Linked DNA regions of Homo sapiens: region 2 is linked to region 1. Evidence: chromatin contacts called from ENCODE Hi-C or POLR2A ChIA-PET data. All regions are on one chromosome and are shown on one strand. The core of a region is the stretch at or near the end of the contact, and the rest is flanking DNA. Distances in the headings are between cores, read along the strand shown. Region 1 overlaps WDTC1 (WD and tetratricopeptide repeats 1). Region 2 has its middle 8.4 kb from the start of FGR.

The links. A loop is a pair of places that touch in the nucleus more often than their neighbours do. ChIA-PET counts read pairs that join two places held with the same protein, here RNA polymerase II (POLR2A). Pooled maps may share reads with other maps.
Region 2: a map of colonic mucosa shows a loop between it and region 1 (2.3-fold over the local background). The contact joins two enhancer-like sites. A Hi-C loop is called at or near these places in 2 of 168 maps with a recorded cell type or tissue (colonic mucosa and right cardiac atrium), 1 of 37 single-sample maps with no recorded cell type and 2 of 50 pooled maps. POLR2A ChIA-PET finds 5 or more read pairs at or near these places in 1 of 52 experiments (activated CD8-positive, alpha-beta T cell).

What each region holds. Positions count from the first base shown.
Region 1 is chr1:27,296,085-27,302,778 of GRCh38, reverse strand. It overlaps WDTC1 (WD and tetratricopeptide repeats 1), which reads right to left. Exons shown (of 16, transcript NM_001276252.2): 10 at 6,378-6,453; 11 at 5,623-5,731; 12 at 4,668-4,841; 13 at 1,318-1,553. Among named protein-coding and RNA genes, the nearest start is that of TMEM222, 23 kb to the left of the region's middle. RefSeq lists enhancers at 890-1,403, 1,404-1,916, 2,062-2,121, 2,944-3,457. Within about 2 kb of position 2,723, at least 24 of the 41 ENCODE cell types and tissues checked have a DNase peak (open chromatin) inside an H3K27ac peak, as active enhancers do.
Region 2 is chr1:27,640,591-27,646,569 of GRCh38, reverse strand. No RefSeq gene overlaps it. Among named protein-coding and RNA genes, the nearest start is that of FGR, 8.4 kb to the right of the region's middle. RefSeq lists an enhancer at 2,289-2,388. Within about 2 kb of position 2,494, at least 3 of the 41 ENCODE cell types and tissues checked have a DNase peak (open chromatin) inside an H3K27ac peak, as active enhancers do.

The DNA of each region.
Region 1 (6,694 bases), core at 1,474-3,973:
GCATCTCCCACAGCTACATTTTGTTGTTGTTGTTGTTTGAGACAGGATTTTGCTCTGTCACCCAGGCTGGAGTGCAGTGGTGTGATCATGGCTCACTGTAGCCTTGACCTCCTGGGCTCAAGTGATCCTCCTGCCTCAGCTGCCCGAGGAGCTGGGACTACAGGTGTGTGCCACCACCCCTGGCTAATTTTTTTTAATTTTTCTTTTGTTGAGATGGGATCTTGCTATGTTGTCCTAGCTGATATTGAACTCCTGGGCTCAAGCTATTTTCCCACATCAGCCTCCCAAAGTGCTGGGATTATAAGCGTGAGCCACCGCGCTAGGCCACACAGCTATATTTTGTATCTAGTTAATGCTTCCTTTGGATCCTTTAGATCTTAGTTTAAATGTTTCTTCCTGAAGAACCCCAGAATGCCATCAAGCCCACCCCCTCCCAGCATGCACACCATTCAGGTCCCCATGGCACTTGTCATACTTTTTTGTTTCTCCTTTATCACTTGGTTCCTTCACTAGACTGTAAATGCCATAAACACAGAAATTCCACGTGACTTAGTCACAGCTCTATTCCCAGGACCCAGCACAGTGCCTGGCACATGGCAGGTGTCTGATAACTATTCATTAAACAAATTAATTTATCACGTGGTTGGTAAACTGCAAAGGAGAGAGGTGAAGATCCATGTCTGCCTCCTATGAGCTCACCGTTCACGTTTACAGACCACACTCCGATGGCCCAGTTCATTCTCCAGCACACTGAGGGGAGCTGGGCAGGGCTTCGTGCTCTTTGTGCAGGTAGGTAGAGAGGCTGTGCTTTCTTCAAGGCCACACAGTCAGGTGGTGGAGCTGCATTTGGAACCGAGGCCCCACATTCCAAGCCTGAGGCATTTCTACTGCTCTGCGCTATTGTCTCTGCTGCACTTGTACACTCGGAACAAACACAATGACCAGCTTCTGCCTCTCAGATGCCCAAGTGGAACCACCAGGGCCCTGTCTAAGCAGGTGTGAATGCCTAGCGGGAGCCTGACTGAGCTCAGCTTCCTCCTATCCTGGGCACCAGGCACTCCCCCAGGTGCTTTAAACATGCCATTTAAACATGCTGATCCTCAATAGAAACGCTCAGTGGGAGGTGCTGGCATGCCTCCTTTTCAGACCAGGAAACACTCTGAGAGAGACACCAAGTAACTGCCCCAAAGTTGCATGGTTTCTGAATCAACATCTGAACCCAGGCCTCTCCAATCCCAGAACCATGACCTCTCCAGAATGTCATGCAGCATCTCAAAGAGAAAGAGTAACAGCACCCCCTCCTCAGTGCCCACTCACCACCATCATTTTTAGAGAAGAGGGCAGCTGTGATGTCGCGGCCCAATGCATCACAAGCGCTGCTGTGGGCCTGCTCCGGAAATTTCCCTTTGAAGTCGTCCAGGCACTCCAGGGCTTCAGCCACATACTTGAGCTCAAAGAGGCAGCGGGCCAGGCGAAAGTGTGCCTTCAGGTGGCATGGGTTTAGGGAGATGGCCTTGAGGCAGTCCCTCAGGGCATCATAGTGGTCACCATCCCTGGGAAGGCAGGGAAGAGCGGCTTGGAGGTGGAGCCACGTGGCAAGCAAGGGGTCCCCATTCAGTCTCCTCTGCTTCCTGTGGCCACCCCAGCCCACCACTGACAGATCTCATGGCAAGGGGACTTGAGGACGAAGAGAATCCTGGCTCAGCCCAGGCCTCCCCCATCAGGAGACAGAGTATGGTTAAGGAGCAAGCCAGGAAACCCTGAGGTCTTGAGGGTGGCAAAAGCTGGTGTCAGGCTGCCCTCTGCTGGGCACAGAGTGCAACTGCACACTGGCTCACCCCAGGCACCCGCAGCTCTGCAGCAGAAGGCCTGGCATCTTGCCCACCACAGGCTCCCCAAGCCCTCCTTCTCTCTTCCCCCATCCACCTTCTCAAATCACCCCCGGCTGGCCTTCAAAGCCACATCCAAGGCAGGGGGCCCTCAAGGACAGTTCTGTGGTCTGGGGAAGCCAGAAGTGTCAGGCTGGGGACGCAGGGTCTGACCAGCAGGCAGCAAGCCCTCAGCCAGACCCCCCCCTGTCCTGGCTGACTGATCCACAGCAGCTGTGGCCTCTACCTCCTGGGGCTGGAGGATGGGGCCTGACAGTCTGGCAGAGTCAGCTCTCTGGAAGCTGATGGTAAGGGGGGTTGTGCACACCAGGAGCTCCAAATCGTCCCCACTCACTTCTCCAACCTCCTGAAGCATGGATGAAGGGAAGTGGGAGTGCTTTTGATGGGGAAGCGGGGAAAGAGGAAGTGAAAGGAGGTCAGAGAAGCCCCTCCTTTTCCCACCCTGTGCCAGAATATAGGAAGCATACTCCCCCAGCACCCACAGACCTGTCCTTGCCTCTTGTCTGGAGAGCCAGACAGGCCACAGGAACTGCTTCTTCAGAAGCCATTTTTTTTTTTCAGCTGGGCTGGAGTAGGCCTAGGACCCAACTGTGCCAAGCAGCAGTAAGAGGCACCCCTTAGAGTTAATGGCCCCTTCTCCAAGGGCACAGCTCACAACAATCCGGCATGGCTAAGGCAGGCCTGACATGGGAAGGTTCTTCCTGAGCCTCCTTCTGCAGCACTCAGAGGGAGCACCCAGTCCTCGGAACAGCCACGCTCAGACCAGGAACCAGCAGCTCAGCCCATGTGGGGGCAGGCAGGAAACAGAGCTGCTTCAATGGCGTGGCCTGCGTCAGGATGAGTGGCTCTGACGAAGGAGCAGGCACTGTTTGGAAACCCAATTACTGCCTGCAAGGTGCCCCTCTGAGCTCCTGGGGAGAGCCAGACCAGAGACCAGCCAGGAGCCAGAGGGTGACAGCTCCCACTGCATCCAGGAGCAGATGGCAGCCCTGGGGAGACTGGCCCAGGACAGAATGTGACATTCTAGGGGTCACTGGCAGGCATGTGGGGATGGGGGTAGAGAGCAGGCTGGCCCCAGGGCTCACCCTTCCTAGACTCACTGCCAGATCAATCTCCCTGAAAGGACAGCCCTCGGCACATCCCTCTCCTGCTCAGAACTCTCCAGTAGCTGCCCATCATGCACTGAATCGAGGCCAACGTCACCGCTCTGCATTCCAAGCTCTCCCTAGGCCGGCCCCAGGCTACCTCACAGACTCATCTCCTGCCAGTCCCTTTCCGAACCCTCTGCTCCAGCCAAATGGATTTGCTGTTCTGCAAACAAGCTCTTCAGTCAGTCCCCCACCCCCATGCCTTTGTTCACACCATTTCATCTCCCTGGAATGTCCTTCCCCCACAGGCCCCTCCTCTCCTTCATCTCCTGTCTAAGCCTGCCTACACTTAAAGCCCATTCAGACGCCATGTCTTTCTGATGCTTCCCTGCTCCCCAGCTAAAGCGACCCAACTTTTCTTGATGCCCACAGCCCTTTACCTGACCATTCACAAGACTCACTGCTTCCTATCTCTTTAATGCTGAACTATGTCCACCACTTTACCCACTGTCTGGAGAGGCTCCTCTGGAGCACAGGAACTCAGAGTGATAGAACTTTGTGTTCCTAGTACCTAGCACATAGTAGGAGCTCAGAGAACATGCTGAGGGCACATATGGATTAGGAAATCACCAACCTCTCTTAGCAAGAATGCAGGAGTGAAGCTGAGCTCTTAGCCTACAGCCTGGATGAGGACCACTGAGTTCTACCCAACTGTTTGTTGGACAGAGAGGTGAATCAACTCACGATTCATCCAAAACAGTCATCTCCTGGGTTTGGCTACCACCTGAGCCCTTGGCCAACTCCTGATGCCTTAGCTAAGGCCGGGGGACAGCATCTTCCCCACCCCCACCTAGCATTACCATCCTGCTGACTTGGGTGGGTTTCTTAAGTTTCCCTCTCTGGCCTGCCGAGTTGCAGCCAGACGATGGCACACCAGCTGGCCTGTCTGTCTGGGCAGAGCCGACGGATGCCAGACGGAGCAGAAATGGCTGTGGGCCCAGCTCTATCCATCTCTAGTCCTGGCCCTGGCTGGGGGATGGGGGGGCGGGGTCTGCATGTCTGCTTGCCTGCTGGTGCTGCAGGCAGTAGGGCTGGGGGCCCTGATGGTCTCCAAAGATGAGGAGTTCTTTCAGATATGGTCTACTTCTTTATTACCAGCCACCATACCCTAGCGTGACCCATAGCCAGCTTTGGATCTCTGGGATATGGTTTGTACTCAGTCCAAAGGGTCTAAGAACACAGAAAGCAAGCCTTAGAGGGGCAAGGGACTGCAGAATATTTTAGACACATACCAACTGAATTCACCAAACCCCTCATTTCCACTTAGCAAGATTCCACTGCTCTTCAAAGTCCAATTCTCCAACAGTTGGGACTAACAGTCCTCAACTCATACTTCCCCAGGGGCCACAGCACTTTATAATAATATGCCATGTAGAAACTAGTTTTGAACATGTTCCACGTAACTGTGAGCTTCCTTAGTGCTTGAGACTTCCTGATTAATGGGTCAGGTGCCTGCCCACCATTAGCCTGGAGGTGGGGAGGAGAGGCCAAGAAGCCCTAAGAGGCAGCAATATGTTCTTGCCACTTTCCCTGGATGCCTTGGCAACTTGGCTCCATCAGGCCCCTGCCTTTTGGTCCAGCTGCTTTCTCCCTCATCCTGACCCAGATCCCCTCTGCAGTGGCCACTCACCACTTGCGCTTCATGTAGGCTGCTGCTCGGTTTCCATAAAGCATGGCATTGTGAGGGGCCCTCTGCACAGCCTTGCTGTAAAGCTGAATGGCTTGGGTCCACTGCTGGCAGGCAAAAGCCTCATTGGCTTGCTGTTTCACACGCTCCAGGTATGGTGGTAGCTCTACTTGGGGGCTGCAGGGGAAATAGAGCCAAGTCAGAACAGTCAAAGAAGGTCAGAGCAGCCCCTCAGGGAGTCTGTAACATGGCCTGAGGGCCACCCAGATTTTCTTGGCCCCTGGGATCTGACTGCTATCTGGAAGAGGGGACCACTACCCTGGTCTGGGATATTACCTATTACTGTGATAGGGAATACCATTTGGAATTTCATTCCAAATACCATTCCAAATACTCTCAGCCAGTGAAAAGAAGGGCAGAAATGAAGCTGTACTTCAACTCCTGGGCATGGTAGTAGCTGATACCACCTGCCTCCATGCTGAGCTGAACCTTATGACCACCCGAGTCCCTCCTGTGGATCGCTGTCTAGAGAACTCTATTTCTCTCAAGGCTAGGGAATTTGAGCGCCTCTGTATCCAAAGCCCAGCACAGAGGCTGGCAGAGAAAAGAGGCAAGGATATGCTATAGGATGGGGAATAATATAATGCGGAGGCCCATTTGTATGCAGCCCCTTTTTGGAGACAGCTCAGTGCTAAGAGGCAGCTAGCTCCTGAGTCCTGACCCCAGTTACTGGTACCAACAGGCTAGAGCTACAGTCTGACCATGACTAGTGTTCTGCCAGGCAGAGGGGCACTGGAAACACTAGGCACCCTCCAAGAAGGCTCTTTGCCTTGGTCCTCACTCTCTGGGATGCATGAGTGGGTGTGGGTCAGGAGGAAGATTTACAGGTTATGTCCCTCCCTCCAGTCCATATAGTGTAACTGGGGCTTGGAGGGCTGGACAAGCCAGCTGGCCTCACCTGACATGTCCCCTACTCTCCGGCAGCCGGAAGCCATTGCTATGAAGGTGCAGGCCATTGGACACACCGTTGGACACACCGTTGGTGGACATCTTGCCATTCTGGACTTCTGGCAGGAGATAGTGAGAAAGTGACAGCAACAACTCAGGAAGAGGACCCATTTCTTCCTGGCAGCCCTCTAGCTTCCATCACGGGGTCTGATGGTTCCATCGTGGGACTGTTCTCCCAGAGTAAGATCCATTCCCAGAAAGCAAGTTCTGACATAAAGAAAAGCCCGTGCGCCCTCTGCTGGCTGGCGAGGGACACAACTTCACCGTGGCATTACTCAGCTGGGGCTGGGGCTGGGGCTAGGGCTGGGGCTGGGGCTAGGGTTGGGGCTGGGGCTAGGGCTGGGGCTGGGGGTGGGAATGGAGTGAGGAGGTGCCTAAATCAACTGTAGGCCCCAGGAAGAAATCAATGAGAAGACTGGGCCAGGATACAAAGGAGAGGGGAACTATTTCAGGTTCTCAAGAGCCAAGCCATGGAAGGAACCTGTCTTTTCAGAGGGAAGCAAAAAGGGCAGTGATGCAAAGCTCTTGAAGAGATCTCTGCTCTATTGTCATCCTCTTTCTTACTGCATAGGTGGGGTTATTTCAGAGATCTGCTATTTTTGGAGGATCACGGTCCAGAGTAAAGGGCAGGCTTCTCAGCAGGTGTAGCATGCACTTAAGCTCCCCTACACCGCCGCAGTAGAGATACCCTAAGGGAGAACTTACCCCCCGAGGAGTGGCATTTTCTAGGCAAGAGGAAGGTGTACGGCCGCTGCTTGTAAGTCAAGTCAAACAAATAGACCTAGAGTTGAGGGGGGCAAAAAAAGAGATGGAAGCTGTGAGGTAAGGATGTGGTTGAACCAGTAAGCAGGTCTTGGTTTCTCAAGAACTAGAGTCTTGGAACACAGTGAGTGTTGAGCATAGAACAATCAAGCTATCCTAAGAGGTACTTCCAGCAAACCTCAGGCTGGAAAATCTTCCTAGCTCTAGCATTCAGGGTGGGCTATCTGATCTACCCAAAGTCCTGCTTGAAATACTATCAT
Region 2 (5,979 bases), core at 1,245-3,744, 340 kb before region 1:
GGGAGGTCCAGGAGCCACTGAGACAAAGCCCAACAGAGCGCCCATACTCAGGAAATTAACAAGCCTCCCATCAAAGCAGGAGAGATGGAAGTAGACTGCAAAGACACCCCTGGAAGCAGAAGGTTCTGTGCCCAGGAATGCTCCCTACTTCATCTGGGAGTCCCACTCTTGGGAGAGAGCTCCGGGGGAGGGAAGGGAGACTTCCCTGCAGGCAGAGGGATGGCCAGGTTGACCTGGTCCTTACCTGGAAGCCCCAAAGCTCAAGCAGGATGCTCTGCATTGGGTGCCCTGGGACTGGCTGCTCCTTAGTGCCACTGACTTGGAAATAAACAGCAGACATCCCCAAGGCCATGATCCCTGGTGTCACATTTTGGCACATGCAGAAGGACTGCTGTGGCGGAGCTGGAGGGCTCAGTCCTGACCTGCCCTGGTGGACAGGAGAAAGCAGAAGACTAGACTCCCAGGGACCCCCAGGATCCTTGACCTGCAGACTCAGGGCTGAAGGGGGCTCCCTGGGCAGCCTCCAAGGGCATACACCTTTCTCACTCACCTCTGAAATATACCAGCCTACCCTGGAAGATTCCAGCGTCTCACTGAAATACTCTAGGTCCTCTCCCACTCCCCATAATATGCCTGAAATAACCCAGCCTTTGTGAAACTCTTTAGCCCCCACTGTGCAATACTCTGATCGTCGCGGAAGTTCTCCAGCCCCTATGGCAAACCTCCACTCCACTCTTAAAGTCCAGCCTCAACTTGAAATTTTTGCTCCAACTTTAAATATTCCAATCCCCTTGAAATATTCCAGCACCCATTCGAATACTCTGCACTCCACTTTAATACCCCAGCCCTCACTCCCACCCCCAGTGAAAATCGCCATTCCATCACCTCCAGCCCCTCTATAATGCTCTGTCCTGCCCTGAGGGAAGGATGGACTCCACGGCCTCCCCAGAGTGCACTACGGTGGTCCTCACTCTGGTCCCTGCTTGTTCTCATGTCCTCGTAGGCCTCAGATGGCTCCTGGACGTCAGTGTAGGGATGCGTCAGCACTCCTGGTGGGAGGGGGCTGTGTGATGACCCCACTGGCTTCCTCACTGCACTCCAGGCAGGTAGAGTCCACCCACTCTAGAAACCCTCCTCCCACCCCCAGAATAAGAGTCTCACTGACCGTAAATATGGCAGCAGTCACTGAAAGTTGGGGGCACCCAGGCCCTGGGGGATGGCACACTCCTGACCTGCCAGGTTGACTTGTTGTGAGCCCCCTGGGGTGGGTCAGCCCCAAGAGGTAGTCCCACAGGCTCAGCCGCCGTACTTGGCCCAGGTTCCCCATCGTGCTGCACTAAGATACCTGTCCTGTGGCTCCATGGGTCTGCTAGGCCAAGGCCAAGCTGCCTCCAGCCAAGGAGCACAGTGACCCAGCACAGGCTCTGGGTCATCAGGGAGCAGAGTGGGGCCCCTGGGACAGGCCAGTTGGCCTGCCTGCCCTGCTTTGTGTTTGGCAAAGCACCACCCCCTGGGATACTCCCTTATGTGAGAGTGAGCGTAGGCAGAGCCTAGCAATCTGTCTATAAAGTGGCTGCATGGATGAGGGACATTATTATGGGTTCTACAGCTGAAGGGAACTGGGTTCCAAGCCCAACTCTGCTGTGTTACCTTAGGTAAGTCACTTTCCCTCTCTGAGCTACAGTGGCTTCACCTTTGAAGCAGAGATAATAACTGTACCCTTGTCTTGCCCCTTACCAGTTTGCTTCAAGGCTCAAGTAAGATATTGGTTATAGGATTTATCTGTCATTTGACAAATATGTATTGAGCACCTACTATGTGCCAGGCCTACTCTAGATCTAGACATGTGGTATTTAGTATCTCTCTCTGCATAAAGCAGCTTGTGATGATGAAGAGACTAGAATCTGGGGTGGTGATGGGAGAGATTCCAAAACTCCTCATCAGACCTCCCTCCCTGGCTCCTGACAGCTTTTTGTATACCCGCTATGTACAAGATACTTTCGAAGCCATCATTTCCTTTACTCCTCATCCTGATAATCAGATATTACTGTTCTAGTTTTATCGGTGTGGAAACTAAAGCCCAGAGTTGTTAAGACATTTGCCTAAGATCACACAGCCAGTAACTTGTGGGTCCTAAATTTGAGCCACGCTGCCTTTAGCAAGAATGGAGGTGAGAGTATCACCACAGCATGTCCACACTGTGGGGTGATAAGCTGGGTCTGTTCCTGGGGGGTCCTGGCAGGGGCCTCAGCCAGTATCGTCCCTGTCCCCTAGGAGTCCCCAATGCCATAGAGGACTAGAGGACCAGACTCCAAGAAAGACATTTGAAGGTTAAACAGGCTTCTTGGGGCATCTTGTCCCACCTTATCCTTGTACAAAAAAGGAAACAGGGGCCCAGAGAGAGGCAGACACTTGGTCAAGTTCGCACAACCTGTCAGAGGCCTTGCTTCTTATCCAGGCAGAGATGCCTGCCCGAAAAAGGCACATCGTGCCACAGGACCCCTGGTGGTGCAGAGAAGAAGTGCTCAGGGCTTAGAGAAGGGAGAAAATACCGCTCTCTCGGAGGCTAAGCCTGGGCAAAAAAGGGGACAGAGAGGCTGCCAGGTGGGAGGACCTTTGGGCAAAGGCTTGGTGGTGGGACTTGTGGTCGGGGTCACCATGCAGGTGCATTCCCTGCCTGTGCATGAGGTCAGTCCGTGTGAGTCCCCTCTGCATGCTCACCTTGGTACCTCCCGAGACCAGCTATTCTGCTGCTGAGCTATTCCCACGGCTGTAGTTCTTCCTGCTCCTGAGCTGAAATCCTCCCTGCTCGAGTCTCCACCCGCTGGTCAGAGTTCTGCTGTTTGGGTTCCCCAAAAATGAGTGTCATGTCTGGCACTAGAGCCACTGAGTGGGAGGCTGAATCAGAGATTTCACCTGTGGGCAACCTGTTTGTCCTTCAGAATCCTCTGAGACGTCATCCCTCTCCACTAGGCAAAGTTTTGTCCTTCCTTCATTCCTGTTTTCTCAGTCGGTCTTTATTAAGCACCTAGTGGGTGCCAGACGCTGCAAGATGCTGGTTGAACTATGCTAAGTTAAAGCGACGAAACCTAGTGGAGCCCAAAGTCAAGGAAGGAGAGAGAAAAACACATCAACTAATATGCACAATGATAGTTGGGTCTTTTTACCAAAGAAATCAACCAAGGTTTATGCATTACATTTGGTGGTGATGTCTCTTTGAAGTCCCTTATAATACAAAACAGTCACCCTCTACTACTGACTTTCTTATGGCAATATTTATTTATTTATTTATTTATTTATTTTTGAGACAGAGTCTTGCTCTGTCGCCCAGGCTGGAGTGCAGTGATTTCGGCTCACTGCAACATCCGCCTCCCGGGTTCAAGCGATTTTCCTGCCTCAGCCTCCCGAGTAGCTGGGATTACAGGTACCCGCCACCATGCCTGGCTAATCTTTTGTATTTTTAGTAGAGATGGGGTTTCACCATGTTGGCCAGGCTGGTCTCAAACTCCTGACCTCTGTGATCCACCTGCCTCCACCTCCCAAAGTGCTAGGATTACAGACATGAACCACCACACCCGGCCAAAAAAAAAGAATTATTCATAGTGATGGTATATACATACATAGGAAGCACGGTTATGGGGCGTCCACCAGATCTCTTCATTGAAAAAGAGTGATCCTCTTTGCAAATACCAAATCATCTGTGTGGGGCTCCTTTCACACTGTGAGAACATGGTCTTCTTTTTTTTTTTTTTTTTTTTTTTTTTTTTGAGACGGAGTCTCGCTCTGTGGCCCAGGCAGGAGTGCAGTGGCGCAATCTCGGCTCACTGCAAGCTCCGCCTCCAGGGTTCACGCCATTCTCCTGCCTCAGCCTCCCGAGTAGCTGGGACTACAGGCGCCCACCATCACGCCCGGCTAATTTTTTTTGTATTTTTAGTAGAGACGGGGTTTCACCGTGTTAGCCAGGATGGTCTCGATCTCCTGACCTCGTGATCCGCCCGCCTCGGCCTCCCAAAGTGCTGGGATTACAAGCGTGAGCCACCGCGCCCGGCCGAGAACATGGTCTTCTTTAAAACTTTTCACCTAGGGGTTTTAGCATCTGTGATGGATTGAATTTTGTCTTTCCCAAATTCATATGTTGGATTCCTAACCCCTAATGTGACTATACTTGGAGACGAGGCCTTTCTGGAAGTAATTAAGGTTAAATGAAATCATACGGGTAGGACCCCGATCTGATAGGGTTAGTGTCCTTATAAAAAGGGACACCAGGCTTGGCATGGTGTCTCACCCCTGTTATCCCAGCACTTTGGGAGGCAGGAGGTTCACTTGAGCCCAGGAGTTCCAGACCAGCCTGGGCAACATGCTGAGACTCTGTCTCTACAAAAAAATGAACAGTTAGCCGGGTGTAGTTGTACATTCCTATGGTTCTAGCTACTCGGGAGGCTGAGGTGGGAGGATCGCTATAGCCCAAGAGGTCAAGGCTGCAGTGAGCTGTGATCATATCACTGTACTCCAGCCTGGGTGACAGAGCGAGACACAGTCTTAAATTTAAAAAAATTAAGAGACATCAAAGAGCTTGCTCTCTCTCTGCCATGCGAGGACACAGTGAGAAGGTGGCCATTGCAAGTCAGGGAGACAGCCCTCACCAGGAACTGACCCTGCTGGACATCACTGATGATTCTTTATTTTTATTTATTTATTTATTTTTTGAGACAGAGTCTTGTTCTGTCACTCAGGCTGAAGTGCGGTGGCATGATCTTGGCTCACTGCAACCTTCACCTCCCGGGTTCAAGCAATTCTCCAGCCCCAACCTCCTGAGTAGCTGGGACTACAGGTGCATGCTACAACGTCCCACTAATTTTTGTATTTTTAGTAGAGACAGGGTTTTGCCACATTGGCCAGGCCGGTCTTGAACTCCTGACCTCAAGTGATCCGCCTGCCTTGGCCTCCCAAAGTGCTGGGACTACAGGTGGTGAGACACCACCATCAATCAACCATTGATGATTCCTTAAATCAGTGATGTAATTGGGATTACAAAATGGAGTTTTTCCTGGCTGGGCACGGTGGCTCATGCCTGCAATCCCAGCCCTTTGGGAGGCTGAGGCAGGTGGATCACTTGAGACCAGCAGTATGAGACTAACCTGGCCAACATGGTGAAACCCATCTCTACTAAAAATACAAAAATTAGCCAGGCATAGTGGCGGGCACCTGTAGTCCCAGCTACTTAGGAGGCTGAAGCATGAGAATCACTTAAACCTGGGGTTGGGGGAGGGGCGTGGAGGTTGCAGTTAGCTAAGATCGCACCACTGCGCTCCAGCCTGGGTGAAAGAGTGAGACTCCATCTCAAAAAATAAAAATAAAAATTTTTTAAATGGAGTTTTTCCAGTTCTCACATTCCCTCTATATTTATTAGTGGGCATTTTCTTTCTTTCTTTCTTTTTCTTATAGTTCTGGAGCCTGGGAAGTCCAAGATCAAGGTGCTGGCAAGGTAGGTTTTATTTTGAGGCCTCTTCTCTTGTCCTGTAGGCAGCCACCATCTTGCTGTGTGCTCACATCTAGCTGGCATTTTTCTTGTTTTCTTTTTCTTTATGAGACAGAGTTTTGTTCTTGTTGCCCAGGCTGGAGTGCAGTGGTACAATCTCGACTCACAGCAACCTCTGCCTTCCAGGTTCAAGTGATTCTCCTACCTCAGCCTCCTGAGTAGCTGGGATTATGGGCGCCCACCACCACACCTGGCTAATTTTTGTACTTTTAGTAGAGACGTGGTTTCGCCATGTTGGCCAGGCTGGTCTCGAACTCCTGACTTCTGGTTGATCTGCCCACCGCAACCTCCCAAAGTGCAGGGATTACAGGCATAAACCACCACGCCCGGTTTTTTTTTTTTTTTTTTGAGATGGAGTTTTGCTCTTGTTGCCCAGACTGGAGTGCAGTTCCTCAATCTCGGCTCACTGCAACCTCTGCCTCCCAGATTCAAGCAATTCT